2 separate regions of the Homo sapiens genome follow, and region 1 is linked to region 2. A link is a loop called in an ENCODE intact Hi-C map of the cell type or tissue named here. Cell type or tissue: natural killer cell. All regions are shown on one strand. Links, peaks and the distances in the headings refer to the core of each region. The heading gives the core; the rest is flanking DNA.

Region 1 (15,499 bases), core at 3,445-11,444, 530 kb after region 2:
AGTCTGATTGGTTGAGGAAGGGGACCAATCTGAGGCACTTTCATTTTTCAACTGCCACACAGAAAAAGAAGGGCTTGCAACTGCCAGGCAGCAACTGCCATGCAGAAAAAGGAGGGGTTGAAGGGGAGTAGTCTTTCAACTGATATCCCATCAGCACAAATCAGTCCTAGCTTCCCTGCTTCCAGACCCTATTCTCCTGCCGCACAAATACTTGTATTTAATCGACAGATATATCAATTTTTGGAAATAATTTAAATTGTAAACAAGAGTGTGTCCAGAAGATTCCTGAATCTAGGGGCAAGGTATTTTCACATGGCTTTTTTTGTGTGTGAATCTATGCAATGAAGGTCACCTTTGAATATATACTGTGGAGGCAGCACATTCATGCATCACTTAAGGACGGGGATACTTTCTGAGAAATATTTCAATGGGGGTTTTGTTGTTTGTTTTTTGTCATGTGAATATCATAGAGCACACTTACACAAGCCTGCATGGTATAGCTTACTACCCACCTAAGCTGTATGGTATAGCCCATTGCTCCTAGGCCACAAACCTGTACAGCATGTTACTCTACTGAATACTGTAGGCAATTGTAACACAATGGTAAGTACTTGTGTATCTAAACATAAGAAATGTACAGTAAAAATATAATCTCATGGGATCACCATTGTAATGCAGTCCATGACCAAAACATTGTTACATGCACATGACGGTACTCTGTGAAAGACTCCAATTAATCTAGAATATTTACACCCTAGCTCCATACTTTAGCCACTTCCTGTGAAGCCATCTTTCACCCACCCTACCCCATTCCCTAAGTCTGGCCCTGTGGAGATCACCCTCCTAAGTTCTATGTTACTGCAAATCTTTTAATTATTAAATTTTCCTTCTGGCTATTTTAGCTGTTACTGATTGCTCTATTGATCATAAAATTCCTACCTACTCCTAACCCATTCCTAAACTTCAAATTGCCAACAACTCAATAAACCATATATCTTGAAACTTTTATTTTTTATTTTTAGTTGAGTTTTAGAAATAAATCTTCATATTTTCCTCATTCAGATTCAACCCCTAAATAACATTGATTATAGACATGTTAAAAATATACTGTATATGTTCAAAATACACTGTAGCAAATACAAACATGAATTATACAGAGCAAGAATAAAGATAATAATGATGGCTAATGTTTTGTCATTGTTTAATATATGTATGCACCACTGTGATAAGCAAAATGAATCCCCCAACTTTTCCCCTCCCAATTCAACCTCCCCTTTGCCCCGTGCAATAACCACTGTAGATGATTTGGAGACATCTTTAGAGATATTTTCCTGTACTTTAACAAATATACTCAGATGTGTGTGTATGTGTGTGTTGTATGTATGTGTGAGGATTAAGTATTGATTAACATTAGGTATTGATACAATAAGTACAAATGCATAATTCTAGTGTCACAACTAAAAGAATAGAAACAGGGTACCTAACTTTGTACAGGCTACACACAAGTAGAGAAAATAAAATAAATGGAATGATTAAAATATACTCAGGTAATTCCAACTAAGAAAATAAAGGAGAAAACATGAAACATAAGACAGGAAAACAAAAAAAAATATGGCAGTAGATTTAAATCCATAAAACAGTAATTACGAAATAACTGCCCCCAACTAAAAAAAAGTCAGATTGTATTGAAAACATCCAACTGTATCCTGTTTATAAGACACATCTAAGGTACACGAAAATAGAAAAATAAATGGAAAGAGTTATGCTAGGTGAATGCTAACTGAAACAATCCTGGTATACATATATCAATGTTATACGAAATAGACTTTAGGTCAAAAAGTAATATGGTATATATAAAAGATCACTTCATAATGATAAAAAGTTTCCATTTTAAATTCATGTGCATCTAGTAACACAGCCCCAAAATATATAATGGAAAAGCCGATGCAGTTTCAAGTTGAAAAACCAACAGCCTTGGTGGAAATTTTAGCATGCCATTTTTCAGTAAATAATAGAACAAACAGATAAACAATCACCAATGACTGAGAAGACTTGACCACAACAAAATTTGACCTAACAAATCTACACAGAATAGTGCTTCCAGTTCTTACAAGAATACGTGTGTTCTTAAATACGTATGGTATAGTTAACAACATTGATCACACATTAGGTCAGAAAGCAAGTCTAAACAAATCTGAAAGGATTTAAATCTATAGAATATGTTCTCTGACCACCTCATAATTAAACTAGAAACCAATAACAAGGAGACAACTAGAGAATTGTCATATATTGAGAAATTTAAAAATTGTGCTTTGAAATAAGTCAGGAACTAAAGAAGTCATAATGAGAATTAGAAAATAGTTTGGGCTGAACAATAACAAAAACAATAAATATCCAAACTAGTGGGATGCACCTGAAGTAATAATTAGCTCCATTCATGTAAATATTAGAGGCTTCAGTATAAATATTAGAAAAGAAGAAAGACTGAACATTAAGAACTAGCCATCCATATGTCAAGAGGTTAGGGAAAAAAAAAAACCAACAAAATAAGGTCAAAAAAGGAGGTAGAATAGAATAAAAAGCATAAACTATTGAAACAAGGACAAAAACCTACGTAATTGAGGACCGGGAGAGCCAAAGGTGTTTTTTTTTAAATTTTTTAAGAATAATAAAATATTTTCCTATGTTAAAATTACAGGCCTAGATTTTTGTAAAATACACCCAGGTGCAGTGGCTCACGTCTGTAATCCCAGCACTTTGGGAGGCCAAGGTAGGCAGATCACTTGAGGTCAGGAGTTCGGAGTGTGAGACCAGCCTGGCCATCATGGTGAAACCCTGTCTCTACTGAAAATACAAAAATCAGCTAGGCATGGTGCTGCATGCTTGTAACCCCAGCTACTTGGGAGGCTGAGGTGGGAGGATTGCTTGAACCTGGGAGGTGGAGGTTGCAGTGAGTGGAGATCCTGCCACTGCACTCCAACCTGGGTAACAGAGTGACTCCATCTCAAAAGAAAGAAAGAAGAGACGGAGAGAAGGGACAGAAAGCAGAAAGAAAAAGAAAGAAAGGAGAAAGAGAAGAAAAGGAAGGAAGGAAGGGAGGGAGGGAGAGAGGGAGACAAGGAGGGAGAGAGGGCAGGCAACATTGTCTTATTCCTGACTTCAAAGAGCCAACTTTTGTTTAACAATTTTGGAAAACAGTTAGGCATTACCTAAAAGTTAAAATGTGTACATTTTCTAAGGCAGCAGTGTCATTCCTGGGTATATACCATAGACTAACTCTGGCACATTTCTCTCAGGGTACATATACAAGAATAGCAGTAGTGTTATTTGTAATAACAGTGTTGTGTGGTAAATTTTAGATAGCAATGAAATGAACAAAGGACAAGTACACTAAACCAGTTGGATAAATTTTTATCATAATGTAAAGGAAGCAGTGCACAAAAAAATATATACAGTATAATCCCATTTATATAAAATTTAAAATCAGGCAAAATGGATTACATTTTTTACAGATACTTTTATAGGTGGCCAGCAATATTCTTCACCTCTGTGGTGGTTACCTTGGTGTTTGCTTTATAATTACTCTTTCTTTTTCACGTTTCCATTTTGTGCACTTTTATGTTTATATGCCACACTTCACAATGCAATATGTTAAATTTTTTTAACCACAAATATATTAGTTCATATTCTCTTGGAGAATGTGAGTCCAATATTCCTATTGTGAAGTTGCATCTTAAATTTCATTCCTTTGTGAGTGGTTTAGCTTTGCGGAATTGTTTAATAATATCTGCTGTCTTTGCTCTTCTTCAATTTTACTTTATGTTTCTAGGTATTGGTATTTTGTTACATACATCTTTGGTAATCTGTGGCCTCTTTCAATTTGCTTTTGGAATTTATACTATCTGGGCATTGATAATACTATCCTCCCTAACTTTTATTGCCCCCTTTTCATTTTTATGTTTTGTATTTTCCATCTCTTTATTTATTTCTGCTGCCCTAGGGAGAGTTTCTATTGATCTTCCGATTTACTATTTTCTGTTTTTTTTGTTTTTGTTTTTTGTTTTTTGTTTTTTTGAGACGGAGTCTCGCTCTGTTGCCCAGGCTGGAGTGCAGCGGTGCGATCTTGGCTCACTACAAGCTCCACCTCCCGGGTTCACACCATTCTCCTGCCTCAGCCTCCCGAGTAGCTGGGACTACAGGCACCCGCCACCATGCCCGGCTAATTTTTTGTATTTTTTAGTAGAGATGGGGTTTCACCGTGTTGGCCAGGACGGTCTCAATCTCCTGACCTCATGATCTGCCCACCTCAGCCTCCCAAAGTGCTGGGATTACAGGCGTGAGCCACCACGCCTGGCCCTGATTTACTATTTTCTTATTTGATGTAATCATCTTGCTGTATATCCCACCTATTGTCATCTTCATTTTAACTATCTCATTTTTAAAATAAATATTTACAATTTTTAAAAGTAATTTCTTATTTCTTTGTTCTATCATCAATATCCTTCCTTAACTCTTGCAGATATATATGGTGCTTGCTTATTGGTCCATCTCTTCCAATAAATCTGCTTCATGTGGTATGTGTTATTCAGTGTGCTTCAAGTTTCTTTTATTATAAGTTCTCCTCAGGTACTGATATAGTTTGGCTCTGTGTCCCCACCCAAATATCGTCTTGAATTGTAGTCCCCACATGTCAAGGGAGGGACTTGGTGGGAGGTGATTGGATCACGGGGGCAGTTCCCCCATCCTGTTCTTGTGATAGTGAGGAAGTTCTCATGAGATCTGGTTGTTTGATAAGTGTCCAGCATTTCCCCTGCTCTCTTTCTTGCCACCATGTAAGAAGTGCCTTGCTTCTCCTTTGCCTTCTGCCAAGTTTCCTTGGCATATATGGCATATAGGGCTCCCTATATGCCTCCTGTATAGCCTGTGGAAGTGTGAGTCAATTAAACCTCTTTTGTTTATAAATTACCCAGTCTCAGGTAGTATCTTTATAGCAGTATGAGAACAGACTAATACAGAGAACTGATACCAAGGTAGTGGGGCATTTCTATAAGATACCTGAGAATGTGGAAGCGACTTTGGAACTGGGTAACCAGCAGAGGTTGGAACAGTTTGGAGGGCTCAGAAGAAGACAGAAAGATGAGGGAAAGTTTGGAACTTCCTAGAGGCTTGTTGACCAAAATACTGATAGTAATATGGACAATGAAGTCCAGGCTGAAGTGGTCTCAGAAGGAGATGAGGAACTTATTGGGAACTGAAGCAAAGGTCACCCTTGCTATGCTTTAGCAAAGATACTAGTAGCATTTTGCCCCTGCCCTAGAGATCTGTGGAACTTTGAACTTGAGAGAGATGATATAGGGTATTTGATGGAAGAAGTTTCTAAACAGCAAAGCATTCAAGAGGTGACCTGGCTTATTCTGAAAAGCATTCAGTTATACGCATTCACAAAGAGATGGTTTGAAATTGGAACTTATGTTTAAAAGTGAAACAGAGTATAAAGGTTTGGAAAATTTGCAGCCTGCCCATGTGGTAGAAAAGAAAAACTCATTTTCTGGGGAGGAATTCAAGCCAGCTGCAGAAATTTGCATAAGTAACTAGAAGCTGAATGTTTTAATAGCCAAGACAATGGGGAAAATGTCTCCAGAACATGTCAGAAAATTCATTGCAGCCCCTCCCATCACAGGCCCAGAGGGTGAGGAGGGAAAAATGGCTTTGTGTGCCTGGCCCAGGACTCCTCTGCTCTGTGCAGCTTCAGGACATGCTGCCCTGCATCTCAGCTGCTTCAGTTGTAGCCATGGCTAAAAGGGGCCAAGGTAGAGTTTGGGCCATTGCTTTAGAGGGTGCAAGCCCTTAGCTTTGGCAGCTTCCATGTGGTGTTGGGTCTGTGGGTACTCAGAAGACAAGAGTTAAGGTTTGGGAACCTCTGCCTAGATTTCAGAGGATGTGTGGAAATGCCTAGATGTCCAGGCAGAAGTCTGCTGCAGGGGCAGAACCCTCATGGAGAACCTCTGCTAGAGCAATGCAGAAGGGAAATATGGAGTTGGAGCCCCCACACAGATTCCCCACTGGGGCACTGCCTAGTGATGCTGTGAGAAGAGGGTCACCATCCACCAGACACCAGAAAGGTAGATCCACTGACAGCTTGCACTGTGCTCCTGGAAAAGCTGCAGGCACTCAACACCAGTTTGTGAAAGCAGCCACAGAAGCTGTACACTGCCTTGCATCATGTTTTATATTTTGTATTTATGTTTTGTATTTTCCATCTCTATATTCAAAGGAGATTTTGGAGCTTTAAGATTTAATGACTGCCCAGCTGGGTATCGGAATATCAGACTTGCAAGGGGCCTGTAGCCTCTTTATTTTGGCCAATTTCTCCCATTTGGAATGAGAACATTTACCCAATGCCTGTACCCCCACTTTATATTGGATGTAACTAACTTGCTTTTGATTTTACATGCTCGTAGGTGGAAGGGACTTGCTTAGTCTCAGATGAGACTTTGGACTTGGATTTTTGAGATTATGCTGGAATCAGTTAAGACTTCAGGGAACTGTTTGGAAAGCATAATTGGTTTTGAAATGTGAAAATAACATGAGATTTGGGAGGGGCCAGCAGTGGAATGTTATCATTTGGCTCTGTGTCCCCACCCAAATCTAATCTCAAATTGTAATCCCCACATGTTAAGGGAGGGACCTGGTGGGAGGTGATTGGATCGTGGGGGCAGTTTCCCCTATGTTGCTCTTGTGATAGTGAGGGAATTCTCATAAGACATGGTTATTTGATAAGTGTCTGTCATTTCCTATGCTTGCTGTCTCTCTCTCCTGCCACCATGTCAGATGTGCCTTGCTTCCCTTCACCTTCTGCCATGATCATAAATTTCCTGAGGCTTCTTCAGCCATGCGGAAGTGTGAGTCAATTAAACTTCTTTTGTTTATAAATTACCCAGTTTCCGGTAGTATCTTTATAGCAGTGTGAAAATGGACTAATATAGGTACCTAGTTTCTTTGAACCTGTAGCATCACATTAATTTACTGATGAAATCAGCTATACTGCTCTGTGTTGTCTATTAGGGAAGTGCTCAAAGACACATTCTCAACTGAATCCTTTTTTGAGAATTTGAGGAAAGCAGAAGGGTTAAGTTTCAGAGGAGAGAGCTCCAGGGACCAATAACCTCTGCTGACAGGAGTTGGAGGCCTGAACATTCCAGGGTACAATTCATCCTAGTCCTATTTCTATCAGCTCCTTATTAGCCTGGCCTTGTGCTCCTCTGGTAGTGCTTCACAACACTGGGAGGGCAGCAAAGCTTCCCAGGTGAAGTACGGGAGACAAGAGCTAAGATTATATATGACCTCCCCAGAGCCTCCCAAGCTTCCAGGGACATCCTCCTCCCCATGTGACTGCTGTGCTCTTCGGCTGCCTCCCTCCCTTCTAGTCACTAGTTCCCTTCTTCCCAGGGGTTTCTCACAGTCTTCATTTACTTCCAACAGCCAATTTCTTCCTGTTTCTGTAGTTTTCAAGGTTGATTTTGGAGACAGCTGTGCTAATTTATCATTTTTCTTATTTCTAGGAGTCCTGATTATACTTATAAAATTAGACTTTTGTCATATATAAATTAGTAATTTTTCTTTTGACCTGTTTGTGACTCTTCTTTTCTTTTTGGCTTGGGAAAAATCATAAAGTGCCTTTCAATAAGGAGCTAGTTGTTACAAAAATGAGTTAAAATGGCCCCTGGCCCTGTGTTGTTTACTTCTTCACAGCAGCCTGGGACTTCTTAACTCAAAAGCCGGCTACGGCCAAACTTAAATTTCTACACATCCAGTTGTTTTAAAATATAGCCCCCAAAAGCAGATTGTTAGCCATTTACAGCCTGCCTGCTTTGCACATCCTGAGAAACTGCACCCAACATCTGCTAACCATAGGTCCCATAGATTAGATAAACGCTGGGGCCACTGCTTCTCTCAGAGTTCTTTGCCCAGAGACTCCCACCATGCTGCTGAGTGACACCACCTAGACACATAACCCCCTCTAAATACTCTCCCTCAGATCTTCCTCTATGTCCCTTCTGGAAAGTCGCCTGTGCACCCTTGCCTTTGGAAGGTATCATGCTGTCACTGAGAAACTGCCCCTGTCCTCACCCCAACCCCCACCCTCACCCCCAGGCAAATCTGTCAATCTCTGCCCAAATAAACTGTGTGCTAGTGCCATCTGGTGGTCGTCCAAATCCCCTTTGTAACATATTTAACTCCTTACACAAGTTAAATTTGTTACAAAGAATTATCTGCCGCTGTTTTAAAGAAATGAGTTAGATTGATATGTACCTGTGTGGAAAAATGCTCTAAAATTGTTAGGTAGAAAAAAATGAGTTATAAAACAATGTGCAAAATAAATCCCATTTACAATAAAATGTGGAATGAAGACATATATATGCCCATTCATGCATAGAAAATATGTGGATGGAGTTACAATATGCTGTTTGTAATTTACGAGATTAGGATTGAGGTAGGGCGCTCAGGAAAGGACCTTTCATTGTATTCTTCTACAGTGTTTGAATTTTTCAAAACAGTGTATTTTTTAGCTTTTTTCCAATTAAAATGAGGAGGACTGGGGAAAGCTGAATTTAATGAGTACAGTGGCAATAATGCACCAATAAAGTGGTGCATTAGAGATATGCTGATGCAAACCAAAATATACAAGTTGATAATTGAGATTAGGCTGCAAGTGTTATTTCTCTTTTAAGAACAATGTTAATGAAAGGAAGCTTTGAAGTCGAAAGAAGGAAATTTTGGTTATTCTTGTTAAGATCATTTTATTAAATTTTGTTTTAGGATGCCTTGTCTTAACCACATCTACGTAGTAGCAGAATCAATAAAAACTGAGTTTGATAATGTTTTTGTTCTCTCATTGTCATATTTATAAGGCGTTATAAGTCACATATCTTTATGAATATATGAATATGTGATAGATTTTCCTAAAATGTATTGAGTTTTTTAGAGCAATGAATACTTTAGGTGAATCTTCATTGTTGTAGGTTGAATTGTGCCTCCCCCACCTCTCCCACTAAATTAATATGTTGAAGTCCTAACCCCCAGTACCTCAGAATGTGACCTTATTTGGGTCACAAAGAGCCTTACAGGGTCACTGTAGATATAATTACTTGAGGTCCTACTACAGAAGTGTAGGCCACTAATCCAATATGACTGGTGTCCTTATGAAAAGAAATTTGGACTCAGACATGTACACAGGGAGACTCCATGTAAATGTTGTGGTTATGCCGCTACAAGCCAAGTGTTATGGATTGAATTGTGTCCCCCCAAAAGATACATTGAAGTCCTAACCACTAGTATCTTAGAATGTGACCCTATCTGGAGATCTTTACAGAGGTAGTTTTAGGGTCTTTACAGAAAGGTAAAAATGAGGGTATTAGGGTGTACCCTAATCCAATATGGCAGATGTTCTTATGAAAAGGGGAAATTTAGACACAGAGATATACATAGAGGGAAGATGACGTGAAGACATAGGGAGAAGGCAGCCATCCAAAGTCAGGGAGAGAGATCAGGAACAGATCCATCTCTCAGCCATCAGAAAGAACCAACCCTATTGATACACTAAATTTTGACTTCTAGCCTCCAGATCTGAGAGACAGTAAGTTTCTGTTGTTTAAGTCATCCAGCTTGTGACACTTTGTTGTAGCAGACCTAGCAAACCAATACATTCATCAGAGCACATCCACTGCCTTCCTCACTCCTTCTTCTCAATCTTGTCAAGTAATTCCACTTGCTTGCATTAAATCTGATGATCAGTACTATCATTTAAAAAATGTTATGGAACTTACAAGACAAAGAACTCCCTACTTTAGTCCTTTATTATCTGACTTCTGTGTTTCTGCAATAAAATTATCTTCCTTCCTGTTTCTTTCTCAACTTGACCTATCTTTCCTAACACTACCAAAACAATTTTAAAAAACACTACTCTGATCAAGACACTCAAATGATGAAAAAATTTCCATTGTACTTCACCCTCAGCCCCAAAGCAAGAGAACATAGCAAAACCTCTTACTTGTCTGTGTTTCGAGGCCTTTTCAAAATTGATCTTCCTGCTTTCTCTACTGTTCTCAGGATGAATCTTTCCTTCCTTTCAGATTAGAAATTCTCTCTTTTTATTCTCATAACTTTGCATTGACTTCCTCTCATATTTACTCTAACAAAAATTGTACTCATTCTACAACTGTACTCATCTTCAGTGGAAGTATTACCTTTTCAATGACATCTTCCTGGTCACTATCTAAGAGTAAGCACTTGTTTCTATGCCCTGGTATAACATTTGGCACCTATTGGCACACTACTGTAATCATGTGTTGTGCCTACTTTGTCTTCCCTATTAAAGTCCAGTATCTGGAGAGCAAGAACCATCTTCAACTCCTCCATAGAGCATTACATAAGGTTATTATGTATCAAGTATGCAATAAAGAAATGAATAAATTTTCACTATTCAGTCAAAAAAATCTGCTTTGGTTCTAAAGCATGTAAAAGCATTGCTTTGAAGATAAACTGTTTTAACTTGTAAATGCTATAAACAATGTTACAAGGTTGTTTGTCTACAAAGCACAACCAAAAGTTAAATGTTAAAATAATAAGTGGTGGAGATTATAACTTGTCCACCAGTATTGGTTCTTCCTTTTGTCTTTGTATTATAATCTCCTAAGTTTCAGCAGATCAGTGGGCAAATTGCTTCATTTCACAAACTCCCTTAATGTTGGCTGTGGCTAGGCAAGTAAGTTCTCACCAACAGAGAATGAGAAGTGAAATTTACAATTTCTGGGTTGCTTCCTGAAAAAGAAATAGATTGTCCCCCTGTATTCTCGTTTTGTTCTATTCTTTGGTGGCCCAAGTGGTTTCTGGCTTCAATTTTGCAGATGAGGCCAACACCTGAGTCAATGACTAGGCAGCCATGAAAAGAATCTGGGACCCTGTAAAACCCACTTGAGCAGAGCTGCCTGACTTCCAAGCATACTCTGAGCATTTATGTGAAGGAAAAATAAACTTAAATCTTGCTTGAGCCACTTCCTTTTTTTTTTTTTTTTTTTTTTTTTTTGGTTATTTTGTTACTACAGCTACATACCCTGAAAAATATACTACAGTAGAGTAATAAAAATTGAACATTTATTCTGAACAAAGATGCTGGAATAACCTTCCTTAAGCACCATTCTCAATAGTAATTTTGATTTATTTGATTGAATTTCAATAAAGCTTAATAGCCAGTGGTCATAATGATGACCATTAGTCATCAAAGAAAAGGTTAATGCTCCACATCCCCTTTATAAGAAGAAAGGCAGTTATTTGATATGTTTTAGAGAATTTAATTTAAAATCATACAAATGCCAAGGGTTTTTGGGTTTATCAGAGCAGTACTAAATCTCTCTGGAAAATTTAACCATAACAATGAAATTTTTTTGATAGTTCTTAAAAATTAAAATTTCATTAGACCATGCTTTGAGGGACATCTTTTTAAAATGACACCATAAGGGTTAGTAACAATTGGTGTAATTGGAAATTCCAAAGTCTTCTGGGTTCAAGAAGTAATATAAATGTGGGAATCAGAGGGGTGCTAGACATAAGGAGTAGTGTGAGTTGGGATACCGTTTTCTGGAGAATATATGCCCAGTATAAAGTATTAACATTCAAAACATTTTAAATGCTGTTCTGAGGCTATGAGGAAGTAACTGGAATGAGATTTACCCTCCAGCCATAAACAACTAGAAAGCTAGACAAAGTTTATAAGGTAATAGTTTTCATATATTGGAAAACAGGCAGCACAGGATCGTGGTCTATGAAAGAGAGAAAACATTATCTTTCTGGCTTTCTTCCTAGAGGCCCTTTCCAGACAGTGCTACAGGGAAGGGCATCTGACACACAGCATGGCAAATAAGGCAACAGAGATTGGAGCTCAGGAATCCTATGTTGGCTAGCATTTTGAAGGCAGAATGATTATAAGGAGAAACTGCCCAAAGAGCTCCAGAAATCTTTAGAGTACCTTTGCATAAAGCATACATCTTACATGGCCAGGAAAATGACAACTTGGGAAAGGTGATAACCAAACAGTTCCCAGAACTCACAGAAGCTAAGCCACACTTGAGTCCTAGCCAGCCAGAGTTGAGGGGCCTGATTGAACACACCGGCGCATTCGGTGGAAACCCTGGAGAGATTATGCTTTTGTAGGGGAGCTAAACTAACACTAGAGTAAAGCATACCCTACATTTGCCTTAACAGACTTAAAATACTCGAAAGGAATGAGTGGCTTCTCAGAACAAAGTCCAACACTCTTTAAAAATATACAATAAAATAAAATCCAACCTCCCAAAATAATGTCAAGCATTTAATTTAAAAACTAGATATTCCATAAAACTGGACAGTGTAACACATTATCAGAAGAAAAATTAGTTAATGGAAACAGAGAGACCGAATAATAGGCTTAGTAGACAAGGACTTTTAAAAAAATCTTCTTAAAATATGCTAGAAGGGCCAGGCATAGTGGCTCACGCCTGTAATACCAACAACTTTGGGAGGCTGAGGCAGGCAGATCACCTGAGATCAGGAGTTCAAGACCAGTCTGGCCAACATGGCAAAACCCCGTCTCTACTAAAAATACAAAAAATTAGTCAGGTGTAGTGACACACACCTGTAGTCCCAGTAACTGGGCAGGCTGAGGCAGGAGAATCGCTTGAACCTGGGAGGCAAAGGTTGCAGTGAGCAAAGATTGCTCCATTGCACTCCAGCCTGGGTGATAAGAGTGAAACTCTGTCTCAAAAAAAGAAATTTTATATATATATATATATATATATATTTATATATATATATTCTAGAAGAATTAAAAGGAGATTAATATTATGAGGACAGTAAGATATAAAGAAGAACCAAATGGAACTTCTAATGATAAAAAGTATAATATTTGAAATAAAAAATTCAAAGGATGGGATTCAGAGCAGATTAGACACTGCAGAAGAAAAATTCAGTGAACTTTAAGACACTGCAATAGAAACTATCCAAACTGAAGTTCAGAAGGGGAAAGAATAAAAAACAAAAAGGAACAGAACCTCAGAGACAGAAAGCAAATCAGTGGAGCCTAGGGTGAAGAATAACTGAATGCCAAAGCATACAGGAATGTTTGAGGACGATAGAAATATTGAAGTTATATTTTGATTGTTGTGATAGCTAAATAGAAATAAACATTTGCCAAAATTCATTAATTTGTTGGTTAAATGGATTAATGTTATTACTGTTATTGTTTGTTGTTTGTAACTCAATACATTTGCTAAAATATTCTAGCCAAAATAAAATCTCAACAAAGGGCTGAATTTGACCTGAGGATGGGAAGGAGTTAGGTGGGACATGGCGCAAGTACTAATCCACTATTTAATGCATACAATAGTAGTATCTAATAAAAATGGTTTATAGAATGAATTAAATTCCTCTCATATATTTAAAGCTGATCATACTGATTTACAATCAGTAATATAAGTCTAATACCTTGGATTTTAAAAAATTACTATTGCTATCATTTGTTATTATATTTTAGTTTTCAAAAGTAAGAGATTTTGTTGTAATCTACTTCAAGGTTATTATCTGGATGGAAGGAAAAGCATTTTCTCCACTAAATGTAGCTAGTCTATATGAGAATAAATCCAGCTATATCATTTTCATATTTCCATCATACCCAACCATCTAGGCCAGACAGCAAATGAATATGATAAGGTATCTGAGTGTTTTCTATACATAAAGCCCATGTACCAAGTTTAAAAATCCTAGTTTTTGAAGAGATAGTCAATGTAATAACAACAACAGCAACATAGCAATAGTAATTATACAAAAAAGACCAAAGTTGTAGGTGTGTGGGTGGGACCAGGCACTGAGAATAAAAATACTGAGTAAACTACATTTTCTAGAGCCCCTTCTCTTCTACTGTGAGCCGTCTTGATTGTTTTTCTTGTTTTTTTCCCTGATTACTAGACTTACAGGAGCTTGTTTAGGGGATCTATTTTTGTATCTCCCAGAAATGTTTTCAGTTGAAGATAACAGAAACTCATTCATAAAGTGGGAATATTTAATTTTTTTCTTAACAAGGAGTCTAGAAGAAGCTGGTCTCAAGGCTTGTGGACCCACGAAGTTATGAAGAACTCATACTTTCTATTTTTCCAGTCTACCGTACTAAGCACGTTAACTTTTATCTGTAGGTTTTTTTTTTTTTTAATCATGGAGTCTCACTCCATCGCCCAGGCTGGAGTGCAGTGGCGCCACCTCAGCTCTCTGCAACCTCCACCTCCCAAGTTTAAGCAATTCTCTTGCCTCAGCCTCCCAAGTGGCTGGGATTACTGATGTGCAGCACGTTGCCCAGCTAAGTTTTGTATTTTTAGTAGAGACAGGCTTTCACCATGTTGGCCAGGCTGGTCTCAAATTCCTGCCCTCAGGCAATCCGCCCACCTCAGCCTCCCAAAGCGCTGGGCGTTAGCCACTGTGCCCGGCCTGCACTATTTATTTTAATTTCTTTTAGGTTTACAGGAAAAGTGGCTAATAATTGATCTACAGCGCCTGGCCTTATCCTTAGGCTTTTGGCTGCTATAGCTCCAACACATCCTCTGGTGGTGGTGGTAGAGGGGTTGAAAAGAATGGCTGGGCGTGGTGTCTCATGCCTGTAATCCCAGCGCTTTGGGAGGCGGAGGTGGGCGGATCACCTGAGGTCAGGAGTTCAAGACCAGCCTAGTCAACATGGTGAAACACTGTCTCTACTAAATGACAGAGCAACAAGAGCAAAACTCCATCCCAAAAAAAAAAAAAAAAGAAGAGATCACAGTTCTTCTTGTACTCTCTCCTGTTTACCAGGAAGAAAATCTTTAATAGAAATTATTACCAGCTGGGAGACCAGGCAGGAGGATCACTTGAGGCCAGGAGTTCAAAACCAGCCTGAGAAACATAGCAATACCCCATCTCTAAAAGAAAGAAACGATGAGAATTATTACACCCAAAGCAGACTTTTACTTACATCTTATTGACCAGAACTGGGTCAATAAGTGCTGACTGCCATTACTAGCCAAAGGGAATGGCATTGTGATGCTGGTCCTACATTAATTATGATTTTCTCCTGGGACTAGGAGCTGGGCCAAGTTTCTTAAATTTGTTGCCACCTCTCTCTTCTGCCCCTTCTCTCTCCACCGCAAAATAAGGACTTGTAACTGTGGAAAAAGTGGGATAGCATCCTACAGATGCATCATAATAGCATCTGTTAAAATTTTCAAAGCAATAATCCAGGAAGATAAAGTACATTTTTCTTTCCAGGAGACTTATTGCCTTACACAAGAATCTTATTCTCATTTGCTCCATACTTTAGCTTCCAAAGCCAACCAAATTTAAACAGTGGAAGCAAAAGATGAATTCAGCATTTATGTATTTTATATAATTCCATTTTAACAAAACTTAACAGTTTAAATAAGATTTAAGTAAAATTTCAGCGTTC
Region 2 (16,450 bases), core at 3,113-11,112:
CCTCACTCACCTGGCACTCTTCATTCCTTTGCTGGTGCCTCCCATTTACCAAACCCAGCCAAAGGCAGCAGACCAAAATGTAGTCTATGTTAATCAGCCCCAGGATACAGAGCTGAGCAGAATAGAAGAGAGATCAGCAGGAAATAAGAGACAAACACTTTCACAAAATCACAGGCAATTTTTGAAGGACCAATATAGTAACCTCTCTTGTGGATTACGGATTTTAAAGGTAAAACTTAGAGGAACTAACTTAGTAGATGATTGTTGTGAAATAATCTAAGTGCCATCTGATAGCACTTTGCCCTTCATATGAAAATTATTGACTTGAAAACCACCATGTCACATTCTGTGATGAGTCCATTGCATTATTATGATAAGCAAAAGTAGCAATAAAAGGCAGAAAGTTTAATTTATCAAGAAGTTATGTCAATTATACAATAGCATGTAAATATAATAAACACAAACATAATAATATAACTTTTTAAAATATGTTTTACTAATGGGTTATGTAGTGGTATCTATGGTTTAATTTGCATTTCCCAGATTATTTATTATATTGGGCATTTTCGATATGCTTATTTATCAAATATATATCTTCTTTGATGAAACATTCATTAAAATAATTTGCCAATTTTATATTAGATTGTCTTCCTATTATTGAGTGATAACAGCTCTTTTCCATATTTGTAATATATAACTATGTCTAAATAGGCAGAGTTTAAGGTATAAATATATAGATATAATCATATATATGTTGCCATATATGTTAAATGTGTCTTTCCATGTCATAACTTGCCTTTTCATTTCTTTAACAGTGTCTTTCAAAGACATGGTAGTTGTTATTTGAATAAAGTTATCAATTTTTATGTATGATCTGAATTTCTTTTAGCAAAAAAAAATTTACTTAGCCAAAAAAATTTATCCTATGTTTTCTTTTAGAAGTTTTATAGTCTTGAATCTTATATTTTGATCTTTGCTCTAATTTGAGTGAAATTTTGTTTATCGTGTGAAGCAAAGTTCAATTTTTATTTATTTCCAAATATATACACGGATATTACCAGATCATTTGGTTTAAAAAATATATAATTATTTTTGATGAATTATCCTGGCACATTTGTAGAAAAATCAATTGACTGCATATGTGTGGAAAGTATTCCAAAACTTTTTATTTATTTCTCTTGATCCATTTGTCCATCCATATACCTACACCACAAAGTTTTAATTCCTGTGGCTTTTTATAAAATCTTGAAACCTGATAATGCATGTTCCTCAACTTTGATCTTTTTCAACTTTTTTTTTTTTTTTGCTAATTTAGGTTCTTTGCATTTCCATATAAACTTTATAATTAGAGTGTAAAATTTTATACAAAGGGTACTAAGACTTTGCTTGTTACTGCATTGAATCTATAAATATATTTAGGAAGAATTCACATAATTATATTGATACTCAAATAAACGTACAATAATATATGTATTTATTTATCTTCATTTTATTTCAGCAGCATTTTGTAGTTTTCAGTGGCTAGGTCTTACATATACTTTAATTTATCTTTAAGTATTCTTGGTTTAGATGCTATTGTAAATGGTGTTTTGGAAAATTATAGCTTCTTATTGTTTGTGGTCAGAATATATAAATACAATTGACATCTTGCATATTGGTTTTCAATTGTGTAATTTGTCTTAATTCAATTAATTGTAATTTCTTTCTGTGAGGTTCATTAGACTTTTCTATAGAACTGATTATGTTTTTAGAATAAAGATAATTTTGTTTTGTGTAGGCTTTTCTTTTAACATTCAGCATAGCTTTTACTTCCTTTCTTGCCTTATTGAACTGGCTAGAACCCTAATTCAATATTAACTAGAAATAATGTGATTGAACATTCCTAATGTTGCAGGGAAAGCCCTCAGTTTGTTTGTTAATCATTAAGTGTGATGTTTTTCATAAATATCCTAAATATCCTATATCAAGTTGAGAGAGTGCCCCATCTTTACTCCTTTTTTTTAAGGTCCTTAGTATAAAGGAATACATTAATTTTTGAAATTGTTAAACCAATTTTGCTTATTTGGGATAAGACCCATTTATCATGATGTATTATGATTTTCAAGTATTGTTAGATACATCTTTTAAAATTATTTGAAATATTTTGGACTTTAGGTTCATGAGGGTTTTTTCCAATTTTTAGTTTTTAATTATAATGGATACATAATTATTGTACATATTTATAGGGTACATGTGATGTTTTGATATAAGCATACTATGTATAATGATCAAATTAGGGTAAATGGGATATCTATCACAATTATTTATCATTTCTTTGTGTTTGAAACATTCCAATTCCGCTCTTTTATTTTGAAATATACAATAAATTATTGTTAGCTATAGTTTCCCTATTGTGCTACTGAGCATTAGATCTTATTCATTCTATCTAACTGTATTTTTGTACCCATTAACCATCCTGTCTTTATTCTCCCCTCCACAGCATCCTTCCCAGCCTCTAGTTACCATCATTGTACTCCTTATCTCCATGAGTTATTTTTCTTTAGCTCCTACATATTAGTGAACACGTGTGATATTTGTCTTTCTCTTCCTGGCTTATTTCACTTAAAATGCCCTCCAGTTCCATCCATTTTATTGCATTCTTTTTTATGGCTTAATAATGTTCCATTGTGTATATGTGATATGGTTAGGTTTTGTGTCCCCACCCAAATCTCATCTTGTATTGCAATCCCCAAGTGTTGAGGGAGAGACCTAGTGTGAGATGATTGGATCGATCATGGGGGCAGTTTCCCCCATGCTCTTCTTGTGATAGTGAGTTCTCATGAGATCTGATGGCTTTATAAGGGGCTCTTCCCCCTTCGCTTCCTTCACACACTCCTTGCCTGCTGCATGTAAGATGTGCCTGCTTCCCTTTCTGCCATAATTGTAAGTTTCCTGAGGCCTCCCCAGCCATATGGAACTGAGTCAATTAAACCTCTTTACTTTATAAATTACCCAGTCTCAGGGAAGTTCTTTATAGCAGTCTGAAAACAGACTAATACAATATGTATAATATTTTCTTTGTCCATTCATCCATTAATGGATACTGAGGTTGATTCCATATCTTAGCTGTTGTGGGTACTCCTGTAATACATGGGAGTGCAAATATATTTTCGATATATTGATTGCCTTTCTTATGAACATAGACCCAGCAGTGGGATTGTTGGATCACATGGTAGTTCTGTTTTTAGTTTTTTTTTTTTTTGGGGAAACTTATACTGTTTTCCATAGTTGCTGTATGTTGGTAACTTACATTTTTACCAACAGCGTATAAAGGGCTCCTCTTTCTCCGCATTTGTTATTGCTTGTCTTTCGGATATAAGCCATTTTAACTGGGATGAAATAATATCTCACTGTCATGCATTTCTCTGATAATTAGTGATGCTGGGCATTTTTTTTTTCATATACTATTGGCCATTTGTGTGTCTTCTTTGCAGAAATATCTTTTCAGATCTTTTGTCCATTTTTAAGTAAGATTATTTGTATTGTTTGTTTTGCTATTGAGTTGTTTGAGATCCTTATCTATTCTGGATGTTAATCCCTTGTTAGATTGGAAGTTTACAAACACTTTCTCACATTCTGTATGCTGTCTTTTCAGTTTGTTAATTGCTTTATTTGCTGTGCAGAAGCTTTTTTAGCTTGATGTGATCTCATTTGTCTATTTCTGATTTAGTTGGCTGTGTTTTTAAGGTGTTACTCAACAAATGTTTGCCCACATCAATGTCCTGGAGTGTTACCCTAGTGTTTTCTTCTGGTAGTTTTATAGTTACAATTTTTAGTTGTAAGTCCTTAATCCATTTTTACTTGATTTTTATACATGGTGAGAGATAAGGGTCTAGTTTCATTTTTCTGCATATGGATATCCAGTTTTTCTAGCACTATTTATTGGAGATACTGTGCTTTACCCATCGTATGTCCTTGGCACCTTTGTCAAAAAATGAGATAACCATAATGGATAGATTTATAGCTGTATTATCTATTCTGTTCCATTGTTTGAGGCATCTGTTTTTATGCTAGTACCTTGATGTTTACTACAGCTTTGTAGTATAATTTGAAATCAGATCATGTCTATTAGGTCCATTTGGTCTGCAGTAAATCTTAAGTCTGATGTCTCTTTGTTGATTTTCTGTCAAGATGGTCTGTCCAATGCTGAAAATGGGTGTTGAAGTATCAAGCTATTATGGTATTGAGATCTCTCTCTCTCTTTAGCTCTAATAATATTTGCTTTATATATCTGAGTGCTCCAGCATTGGATACATGTATATTTATAATTGTTATATTAACTTGCTGTATCAATCCCTTTATCATTATATAATGACCATTTTCAGTTTTTTTCTTGAAATATGTTTTGTCTGATGTAATTATAGCTACTCCTGCTCTTTTTAGTTTACATGTCCATGGAATATATTTTTCCATTCTTTTAATTTCAATCTATATGTGTTTTTATAGGTGAAGTGAGTTTCTTGTAAGCATCATATATTTGAGTCTTGTTTTTTATTGATTCCACCACTCTATGTCTTTTGAATAATTTTGTCCATTTACATTCATTGTTATCACTGATAGGTAAAGACTTTCTACTGCCATTCTGTTATCTGTTTTGTGGTTGTTTGGGTGTTCCTCTCTTCCTTCCTTCCTGTCTTCTTTTATGTAAAAGTGTTTTTCTCCTGTAATATGTTGTTATTTCTTGCTTTCTATTTTTATGTATCTATTATAAGTTTTTGTTTTATGGTTACCATAAGGCTTGCAAATAACATTTTATACAAATTAGTTTGAACCGATAACAGCTTAACTCTAATTACAAAGAAAGGGAAAAAAGCAAACAAAGAGAAAACTAAAAACCTCTACACTTTTTTATTCCACCCTGTCCTCATTTTTTTGACTTTCTGCTTTCTCTCTTTACTTTTTTTTTTTTTTTGAGATGCAGTCTCACTCTGTCTCCAGGCTGGAGTGCAGTGATGCGATCTCGGGTCACTGCAACCTCTGCCTCCTGGGTTCAAACAATTCTCCTGCCTCAGCCTCCCAAGTAGCTGGGAGTACAGAGGTGCATCACCATGCCCAGTTAATTTTTTTTTGGTATTTTTAGTAGAGATGGGGTTTCACCATTTTGACCAGGATGGTTTTGATCTCTTGATCCACCTGCATCATGATCCACCTGCATCCTGATCCACCTGCCTTGGCCTCCCAAAGTGCTGGGATTACAGGTGTGAGCCACCACACCCGGACTCCCTTTAGCATGTCTTTTAAGGCAAGTCTGGTGTTGAGAAATTCCTCAGCTTTTGTTTGTATAGGAAAGTCTTTATTTCTAGTTTGTGTTTGAAGGATAACTTTGATTAATGTAATATTCTAGGTTGAAAGATTTTTTTTTCCATCAGCACTTTGACTTCGTCATCTCACTTCCTTGTGACCTGCACAGTTGCTGCTGCTAGAAACATCAGAACTCCTTTATATGTTATTTGCTTCTTTTCTCTTGCTGCTTTTAGGATCCTTTCTGTATCCTTGACCTTTGAGAGTTTATTACATGCCTTGAGGTAGTCTTATTTGGGTTAAATTTATTGGATTTTTAAAATCTTCTTGTACTTGGCTACTCATATCTTTCCCAAGTTTTTGAAGATTTTCTGTTATTATTTCTTTGAATAAACTTTCTCTTTCCATCCTCCTTAAGGCCAATAACGCCTATATTTGTCCTTTTGAGGCTATTTTCTAGATTTTTTTAGGCATTCTTTATTCTCCTTCTATCCTTTTTTCTTTTTTCTCCTCTAATTGTGTATATTGATATAACCTATCTTTGAGCTCATTAATTCTTTCTTGCTTGATCAGTGCTGCAGTTGAGCAACTCTGATGCATTTTTATGTTTCTCAATTGTATTTCTAAGCTCCAGAATGCCTGCTTGAGTTTTTTAATGATTTCAATCACTTTGTTAAATTTTTGTGATAGAATTTTTAATTCCTTCTTTGTGTTATCTTGAAATTTATTGAACTTCCTCAATACAACAATTTTGAATCCCCTGTCTGAAAGATCACATATCTCCATCACTTCAGTATTGGTTGCTAGTGCCTTCTTTTGTGTGTTTGGTGAGGTCATGTTTTCCTGAGTGTTCTTGGTGCTTGAGGGCATTCACTGATGTCTGGGCATGGAAGACTTATATATTTAAACTAATCTTCACAGTCTGGGCTTGTTTATATGCACCCTTGAGAGGGCTTTTTACAAATTCCAAGGGGAGTGAGTATTGTGACCAAAGCCTGTGGTCACGGCAACTGTTTCGCACTAGGGGGCTCCATAAGCTCAGGAATGGTGCAAATCCTGTCGCCTCCTATAGACACTGCCTTGGTGAACTTGGGTAAGATAAGGGAGAATTCCCTGGGTCACCAGGCAAAGTCTCTCACTTTCTTTTCCCCAATCAAAAGGAGTCTCTCTTGGCCCTGGGCTATCTGAAATTGGGGAAAGGGGTGATGTGGACACTCTCATATCCACCATAGCTGGCACTGTTCAGGGTCACATCCAAATTTTTACAGAGCAGCAAAATACTGGGACTCACCCAAAGCCTGTGGCCACAATTGCCTGGCTGCTGCTGCTGCTGCTATTTACTCAAAGCCCAAGACCACTTTAGTCAGCAGTTGGTTAATTCAGCTGGGTCCTTCTTATCAAGGCAATGGAATCCCTTCTGACCAAAGGTAGATCTATAAGCACCATCCAGGAGCAAAGACCTGGAATCTGGGGTTTCAGGAATCTTCCTGATGCTTCATTTTACTTAGGCTCAGGTGGCACCCAAGTTGCAAGATACAGTCTTCTGTACTCACCTTCTGTCAAGCAGAAGGAATCTTTACTGAGGCTACAGTGCCTGGAGTTGTAGGAGGGGTGACACTGGCATTCATTTGGACACCACAGTTGGTGTTGCACCCCAAGTTCCCTGCCTACAAAACCAGTGCAGCAACAGGACTTGCCCTAGGACTGTGATCCTTGTGTCCTGACTGCCACTTAAATTTATTCTGGGACCCAGGCCAATTTCGTCAGCTAGTGGTGAAGCTAGCTACGACTGAGGTTTTTCCTGCTGGTGTAAGAAATTTCCCTCTGGCCCAGGGCTGGTCTAGATGTGCTCCCTCCGTGAGCACTCTCAGAATTCTGCCCTGTGCTGTGTTCTGCTGTGACAAGGCAGAAGTGAGTTCCAATATAGTGCTCCACACTCACTTTGCTCTCCCTCCCCACAAAACACATTTCCTCCCCATCTGTGCTGCCTGGAGTTAGGGTAGGTGAGGTGTAGGCAATGCAAGAGTGTCTTACCTACTCTCTTCAATACCTCTTTCCTCGATATTATGTTCAAACCAGGTACTGTGATACCTCACATGACTTTTTGATTCCTATTGAAGGTGCTATTCTTAGTTTTTTGGGGGAACCTTCATACTGACTCTGTAATAGCTGTACTAATTTACATTCTCACCAACAGTGTATAAGTGTTTTCCATTCCCCACATCTTGCCAGCATCTGTTATTAACTGTTTCTTTGATATAAGCCATTGTAACTGGGATGAGATGATATTTGTATCTCATTTTCGTTCTCACTTGTGTTTCTCTGATGGTTATTGATGTTGAGCTTTTTTAAATATACCTATTGGCCATGTATATGTTTCTTTTGCAGAAATGTGTGTTCAGATCTTTTGCCCAGTTTTTAATTGAGTTACTTTTTTGTCTGTTGAGTTGTCTGAGCTTTTCATTATATTATGGTTATTAACAACTTGTCAGGTATACAGTTTGCAAACATTTTCTTAACATCTGCGGGTTGTCTCTTCAGTTTGTTGATTGTATCCTTTGCTGTGCAGAAGCTTTTTAGCTTGATATGATCTCATTTGTCAATTTTTGGTTCTATTGCCTGTGCTTTCGAGGTCTTACACAAAATATCTTTGCCCACACCAATGTCCAGGAGTCTGTTCCCAAAGATTTTTTTTTCTAGTAGCTTCATAGTTTCAGGTTTTAGATTTAAATCTTCCATCCATTTTTATTTGAATTTGGGGCGTGGTTCGAGAATAGGGGTCTAGTTTTATTTTCCTGAATGTCATTATCCAGGTTTTTATTAGCATCATTTATTGAAGAGACTTTGCTTTCACCATTGCATATTTTTGGCAACTTTGTTAAAAATGAGTTGGCTGTAAATTTGTGGATTTATATCTGGGTTTTCCATTCTGTTCTATTGGTCTATGTGTCTGTTTTTATGCCAGTATCATGCTGTGGTTACTACAGCTTTGTAGTAAATTTTGAAGGCAGATACTATGATGTTTCCAAGTTTGTTATTTTTGCTCTGGATTGCTTTGGCTATTTGGTGTCTTTTGTGCTTGATATAAATTTTAAGATTTTTTTTCTATTTCTGTGAATGATAACATTGGTATTCTGATGGGGATTGCATTTAATCTGTAGATTGCTTTGGGTAGTATTATCATTTTAAAAATATTAATTCTTCTAAATCATGAGCATGAAATATCTTTTCATATTTTTGTGTCTTAAGTTTCTTTCATTAATGTTTTATAATTTACCTTGTATAGGTCTTTCATTTCTTTAAGTTTATTTCTAGGTATTTTATTTTGTCTGTAGGTAATATAAATGGGATATATGTATCTTTTCCTGATTGATTGCCACTGCAATATAGAAATGTTTCTGATTTTATTGTTTATTTTGTATACTGCAACTTTACTGAATTTGTTTATTAGTTTTAAGAGTTTTTGGCCGGGCACAGTGGCTCACTCCTGTAATCCCAGCACTTTGGGAGGCCGAGGCTGGCAGATCACGAGGTCAAGAGATTGAGACCATCCTGGCTAACATGGTGAAACCCCATCTCTACTAAAAATACAGAAAAAAAAAAAAACCAAAAAACAACAACAAAAAAAAACGCTGAGCGTGGTGGCATGCTCCTGTAGTCCCAGCTACTTGGGAGGCTGAGGCAGGAGAATCGCTTGAACCTGGGAGGCAGAGGTTGCAGTGAGCCGAGATTGCGCCACTGCAGTCCAGCCTGCATGGCAGAATGAGACTCCGCCTAAAAAAAAAAAAAAAAAAAAAAAGAGTTTTTTGATGGAGTCTTTAGGTTTTTCTAAAGCTAAAATAATATACTCAAACAAGGATAATTTGACTTCTTTTTTTCTAATTCAGATGTTCATTATCTTTTTCTCTTGCCTAATTGCTCTGTCCAGTACTTTCAATATTTGTTGACTAGAAGTGGTAAAGGTAGGCATCCTTGTATTTTTCCAAACCTTAAAAGGAAGTCTTTCAGTTTTTCTCCATTCAGTATGATGGTAGCTGTTATATATGGACTTTTTTATTTTGAGATATATTCCTTCTGTACCCATTGAATGAGAGCTTTTTTTTTCTTTACCATTAAGGGATGTTGAATTTTGTCAAATGCTTTTCAGCATCTATTGCAATAATCACATGGTTAGATTTTTCTTGATTCTGTTAATGTGATGTATCATGTTTATGGATTTGTATAAGTTAAACCATCCTTGCATTTCTGGATGAATCCCACTTGATCATGGTGAATGATTTTTTAACATGTTGTTGATTTCAGTTTGGTAGTATTTTGTTGAGAACTTTGCATCTAGGTTAATCAATGATATTGACCCTTAGTTTTATTTCTTTATTGTATCTTCATCTGCTTTTGGTGTCAGGGTAATGTTGTCCTTGTGAGACGAGCTTAGAAGTATTTCCTCCTCTTTAATTTGTAAAAGAGTTTGAGTAGAATTTGCATTACTTTTTTAAATGCTTGGTAAAATTCAGCAGGGAACTTATCAGGTCCTGGACTTTTATTTAATGAGAGACTTGTTATTATGGCTCAATTTGATTATTTCTTAATTGATTTTTTGAGGTTTTCTCTTTTTTCAGGGTTCAATCTTCGTAGTTGTATGTGTACAGGAATTTATTTTAGGTTTTCTAAGTTATTGGTGTGTAGTTGCTCATAATAGTATCTAATGATTCTTTGTATTACTGAGGTCTCAGTTTTTACATATTCTTTTATGTTTTTGATATTATTTATTTGGGTCTTCTATCCTTTATTCTTAGTCTAGCTGAAGGCTCACCAATTTTTTAATTTTTTCCAAACACCGTGTTTATGTTTCATTTGGTGTTTGTACTTTTTGGTCTCAATTTCATTTATTTCTGCTCTAAAGAATATGTATTACTTCTTTCCTTCTACTAATTGGGTTTTTTATTCCTTGAGGTGCATTATTAGGTTGTTTATTTGAAGTCTTTCAACTTTTTTGATATAGGTGTTTCTTGCTATAATCTCTCTTCTTACTGTTTTTGCCATATCCCATATATTTTGGTATGTTATATTCCTTTTCATTTGTTTCAAGAAATGTTTAAATGTACTTCTTAACTTCTCAATTGACTCACTGGTTCTTCAGAAGTATGTTGTTTAAATTTTATGTGTTTGTCTATTGCCTGAGTTCCTCTTATTATTGATTTCTAGTTTTATTCCATTGTGGTCAGAAAAGATAGTTGACATGATTTCTGCCTTTTTTTTATTTGTTCAGACTTGTATTTTTGCCTAAGATGTGGTGTATTCTGGAGGTTGATCCATGTAGTGATGAAAATAATTAATATTCTGCAGCAGTTGGATGAAATGTTATGTAAATGCCAGTTAGGTCTATTTTATCTAATATGTGGTTTTATCCCATTGTTTTTCATTTTATTTTCTGTCTAGATGACTTGTCCATTACTGAGAGTGTGGTGTTAAAGTTGCCTACTATTATTGTTTTGCATTCTGTTTCTCCCTTTAGATCTGTTCATGTTTACTTTACATACTTGTGACCTTTGGTGTTGAGTGCACACATATTTATGACTGTTATATTCTGTTGTTGAACTAACCCTTTTATGATTATGTAATGAACTTATTCTCCTCTTTTTATAAACAGATTTATAGTCTGTTTTATCTGATATTAGTGTAACTACTTCTGCTCTTTATTGGTTTCCAGTTTTATGGAATATCTTTTATTACTCCTTTAATTTCAGCCTATATGCATCTTTATAGGTAAAGTGTGTTTCCTGAATGAAACATACAGTTGGGTCCTGGTTTTTTAAATTCGTTCAGCCACTATATGCCTTTTAATTGGAGAATTGAGACTATTTACATTCAGAGTTATTAATAAGTGTTATTGATAGAGTGAGTACTTACTCCTGCCGTTTTGTTACCTGTTTTCTGGCTATTATGAGACTCTCCTTTTCTTCCTTCTTACTCTCTTCCTTTATGGATAAGTGATTTTTTTCTTGTAGGACAGTTTAATTTGTTGCTTTTTATTTTTAGTGAATCCATTATAAGTTTTTGTGCCGTGCTTACCACAAGGGTTACAAAAATAATTCTATAGATATAGCAAGTTATTTTAAAGAGATGACAACTTATCTTAGATCACAAATAGAAAAATAGAAAGAAACCAGGGCAAACACACACACACACACACACACACACACACACACACACACACAGAGAGAGAGAGAGAGAAATAAATTCTACATGTTAACTTTATATCCTCCACATTTTGACTTTTGCTTGTCTCAATTTACATATTTTTATATTACCTATCTCTTTAGTTGTTGCTATAGCTATTATTGTTTTTGATAGATTTGCATATGGGCTTCATCCTAGAATTATGAGTGGATTGCACACCACAATTACAGTAGTAGGATATTCTGGGTTTGTCTGAGTGCTTAATTTTACCTGTGGATTTTATACCTTGAAAAGTTTGCTTTTTTTTTCTTTCTTTTTTTTTTTTTTTTTTTTTTTTTTGAGATGGAGTCTCGCTCTGTCGCCCAGGCTGGAGTGCAGTAGCACGATCTCAGCTCACTGCCAGATCTGCTTCCCGGGTTCACGCCATTCTCCTGCCTCAGCCTCCCGAGTAGCTGGGACTACAGGTGCCTGCCACCACGCCCGGCTAATTTTTTGTATTTTTAGTAGAGACAGGGTTTTACCGTGCTAGCCAGGATTGTCTTGATCTCCTGACCTCGTGATCCGCCTGCCTCGGCCTCCCAAAGTCCCAAAGTGCTGGGATTACAGGTGTGAGCCACCACGCCCTGCCAAAAAGTTTTCTTTTTGCATGTTCTTTTTTTTTTTTTTTTTTTTTTTTTTTTTTTTTTTTTTTTTTCAGATTTCAGAGCTCCCTCTATTATTTCTTATAAGATGGGAATGATGGTGGTGAATTATCTCAGCTTTTGATTATTTGTGAAAGGTTTTATCGCTCATTTATATTTGAAAAATAATTTTGCTGGATACATAGTATTCTTGGATGGTGCTTCTTTTTCTTTGTCTACTACGTAAATGTTCCACTCCTTTCTGACCTGTATGGTTTCTGTTGAGAAGTCTCCAGAAAAATTGGAGCTCATTTAATTTTATTGGCTTCTTTTCTCTTGCTGCTTTTAGAACCCTCTCTTTGTCCTTGAAATTTGAGAGTTTGATTATTATATACCTTGGGGTAGTCTTTTTGGGTTGAATATGCTTAGTGTTCTTAGGACTGCCGGTATCTGGATATTTACATCTTTCTCAATTTTTGGATAGTTTTTTGTTGTGATTTCTTCGAATAAACTTTGTACTTTTTGCACATTTTCAGCTCCCTCTCAACACCAATAACTCTTAGATTTGTTAATTTGAGGTAATTTTCTATATCTTGTAGGTGGTTTTCATTCCTTTCCTTTTTTTTATTTTTCATTTTTCTCCTCTGACTGTGTATTTTCACATAGCTAGTCTTCAAGCTTACTGGTATTTTTCTCTCCTTGTCCACTCTACTGTTGAGAGCCTCTAATGAGTTCTTCAGTGCAACAAATGTCTTTTTTAGTTCTATGATTTCTGTTAGATTTTTAAAATTATTATTTCAATTTTTGTCAAATTTCTCTGAAAAATTTCTGAATTGCTTTACTGTGTTATCTTGGAGATCACTGAGTCTTCTTAAATCTGCTATTTTGAATTCTTTTTCAGAGAACTTACAATTTATTGCCTCATTTGGGTCTGTCACTGGATCTTTGCTTATCCTTTTGTTGAGGTCATGGTTCTGTGTTGTTTTTTTGTTTGTTTGTTTGTTTCTCGTGGGTATACATCTATATCTTTGCTTTGGATGATTAGTAATTTATTCTAGTTTTCTATTATTAGCTTGTTTTGGTTTTCATTGGATATGTTTGCTTGGGAAATCTTTATTGCTTGGTCACTATCTCCTTTTTGGTTCTAGGTGATTCCTTAGATAGGACTGCTACCTGTTTCAAATGGGATAGGTCCCATACAGATTATCCCAGCAGCATGGTAAGGCTGGATAGGTGTTTATGCCCAATGGCCCTGTGAAATGGAACTCCTACAATGTGGTGCTGCCAAACAGCCACTCTGATTTGTCATCTTCTTTGACTAAGTTATAGAGCATTGTTTCCAAGCCTGGGGATGGTAGTCCCACTTCCTCTATTTTTCTCTAACTGTCCTCAGAAATATTTTTCCTTTCAGACAGTCATGAATTTTCCCATGAGGTAAGGCAGGGACAGGTCTCCTGTAAGGGCACCCACGATGGCACAGAAGCTGGTTGACCACCTCAATCTCATTTTCTCTAGTATAGAAACCATAAGTTGGGGGAAGATTACCATGCACTTGTTGCCAAGCAGAGTTGCAGGGAGGGACATTGTGAATGTGGAAGTCCAACTATCCTACCATCTGCTCAGAGTTTGTTCACTTGCTGGTGAAAATCCTGGTGCTGTATATTTGTTTTTGTTTTGGCAAGGGGAGTGAAGCTAGCTTCCTTCTACACTGCTGTTTTAAAACTGGAAGTCTGTTGTCCTATCTGTTGGAAAGTTTTAAATTATTAATTTAATTGCGGTATTAAAATTAGGGCTACTCACACTTTGTTTTCGTGTTTCACTTTTCTTAATATACATTTTTAAAGAAATTTAAATATTTTATCTAATTTTTCAATTTTAATGACATAAAATTGATCATAATTTTTAAAATTATTTTTGCATTTGTTAAATATATAGTAATGTTTCCTCTTATCTTTGTTATTGGTAACAGAGTATTTTTACTTTTCTTTTGATTTATTTATCTTTTCAAAGAATCAGCTTCTGGTTGTACTAATTTTCTGCATTATTGTTTTTTCCAGTTTACCAATACCCTCTATTTGGTTATTATTTCCTTTCTTTTATTGACCTTTTTTTAATGTGCTCTACTTTTATTGCTGCTTAAAGTAAATATTATATCATCACTTTTAGACCTTTTTGCTTCTCTTTCATGAAGTATGAGAGCCATAATTTCTTCTGGAGCACTTATTTAAGTACATCTCACTAATTTTGATGGGCATTCTTTTATTTTTATTTATTTCCCAATGTTTTCTAGTTGTCTTTGAGATTTCTTCTCTGGCTTATGGGCTTTATTTAAAGACATTACTTGACTTCCAGTTGGGGGGGGTGATTTTTCAGACTTTTTTGTTAGTGATTTCTAATGTTATTCTGTTATGACCAGAAAATATATACATGATTATTTCAGCTCTTTCCAATTTATTGAGTTTTTTTAATTGCCCAAGTAATAATCTATTTTTGTGAATATTTTATTTTCACTTGATAAAATAATTTCTATTCTGCAGTCATTGGGTGGAATTGGTTGACAGTGTTGTTATAGGTTATCCTTATGTTTGCTTTCTCCATCTATTCCAGAAAGTTGTTTTGAAATTGTAAACTGTAACTGTAGATTAGTTTACTTCTACTTTTGGTTCTGTCCATTTCTGTTGTATTTATTTAGGATTTCTATTATGATATGCATACAATTTATGTTTGTATATCTTCCTAATAAATTATTATTATTGTTTCATTGTATTTTATTTTAAGTTCTGGGATACATGTGCAGAACATGCATATATATATATATGTATGTAAACATGTGCCATGGTGGTTTGCTAAACCTATCAACCCATCACCCAGATTTTTAAGCCCCACATGCATTAGCTATTTATCTTGATGTTCTCTCTCCCCACAATCCTCGACAGGCCCCAGTGTGTGTTGTTCCCCTTCCTGTGTCCATGTTTTCTCATTGTTCACTTTTCAATTATGAGTGAACACAGGCAATACTTGGTTTTCTGTTCCTGTGTTAGTTTGCTGAGAATAATGGCTTCCAGCTCCATCCATGTCCCTGCAAAGGACATGATCTCATTCTTTTTATGGCTGCATAGTATTCCATGGTGTATATATACCACGTTTTCTTCATCCAGTCTATCATTGTGGGGCATTTGGGTTGATTCCATGTTTTTGCTATTGTGAATAGTGCTGCAATAAACATACACATGCATGTATCTTTATAATAGAATGATTTATATTCCTTTCATTGTATACCTAGTAATGGGATTGCTGGATCAAATGGTATTTCTGGTTCCAGATCCTTGGGGCATCACCACACTGTCTTCCACAATGGTTGAACTAATTTACATTCCTACTAGCAGTGTAAAAGTGTTCCTATTTCTCCACAGCCTCACAGCATTCATTGTTTCTTGACTTTTTAATAACTGCCATTCTGACTGGTGAGATGGTACCTCATTATTTTAGCATAATGAAATGTGTTTCTTTATTTCTAGTACTATTTGATTTCTGAATTCTAGTTTGTTTTGAATAGTGTTTACATGATATTTCTCTTTAAATAATTTTACATTTTACTTATGTGTACTTACATTCAAAGTACTTTTTCGTTGACTACTGTAGTTTGCTTCTGCTTTATTTATACAGTCTGACAATTTCTGCCTTGAATTGGTGTGTTTATACCATTTACATTTAATATAAGTGTAAGACTTTTGATATGAAATCTATCCTGCTGTATTTTTTACTTGTTCTTTTTGTTTTTATTTTTTTTCTACTTCTTCATGACTTATTTTGGATTACATTTAGAATTTAATTGTATTGCCATCTTTGGCTTATTAGCAATATCTATTTAATTTTTTATGGTGATTTCCGTTATTTAAATATTAATATTTAACTGATTGCCCTCTGTCCTTATACCATTTTGCACAGATAGCATACATCATGCTATTTAACATCTAAGACCCTTACATTGGGATTTTTCCTTATTCCTCTTCTCATTCTTTCCTTCTGCCTGAATAATTTCCTTTAACATTTTTTGTAGTTCAGGAATGCTAACATAAATTTTCTATTATTACGTGTGTTAATATAGTTAATTTTGCTTTCATTTTTGAAGAATGTTTTCATTTGTGTTTAATTCATACCTGACAGGCTTTTTTATTTCAGATGTACTAAAGATAAGTTGGTAGGATTCTTATTTTTCTTCTCTTCTATGAAACAGGCCTTTTGCTCACCAGCATTATTTAAGATTTTCTTTTAGTTAAACGTTTTCAGAAATTTGAATTTGGCATACCTGTATCTGATTTTCTTTATGTTTCTTAAGTTTGGGATTTGATGGGCTTCTTGGATCAGTGGAT

The links. Peaks named below come from ENCODE experiments on the same cell type or tissue, not always from the same donor. Only the 100,000 strongest peaks of a DNase experiment are listed, where the experiment ranks them.
Region 1: it touches region 2 in a loop (4-fold over the local background); 12 of 110 quality-filtered maps call a loop at or near these places.

The regions. Positions count from the first base shown.
Region 1 is chr4:163,477,702-163,493,200 of GRCh38, reverse strand. LOC124900805 (a long non-coding RNA gene) reads left to right here. Exons shown (of 2, transcript XR_007058354.1): 2 at 1-1,187. Among named protein-coding and RNA genes, the nearest start is that of TMA16, 9.2 kb to the left of the region's middle. RefSeq lists a cis regulatory region at 1-173 and a silencer at 10,725-10,864. In natural killer cell, for the core only: CTCF peaks have their summits at 8,032 and 8,242 (motif pointing left); a DNase peak (open chromatin) is centred at 8,180.
Region 2 is chr4:164,002,692-164,019,141 of GRCh38, reverse strand. All of the region lies in intron 2 of MARCHF1 (membrane associated ring-CH-type finger 1), which reads left to right. Among named protein-coding and RNA genes, the nearest start is that of MARCHF1, 370 kb to the left of the region's middle. In natural killer cell, for the core only: no CTCF peak of the experiment used is centred there; a DNase peak (open chromatin) is centred at 6,311.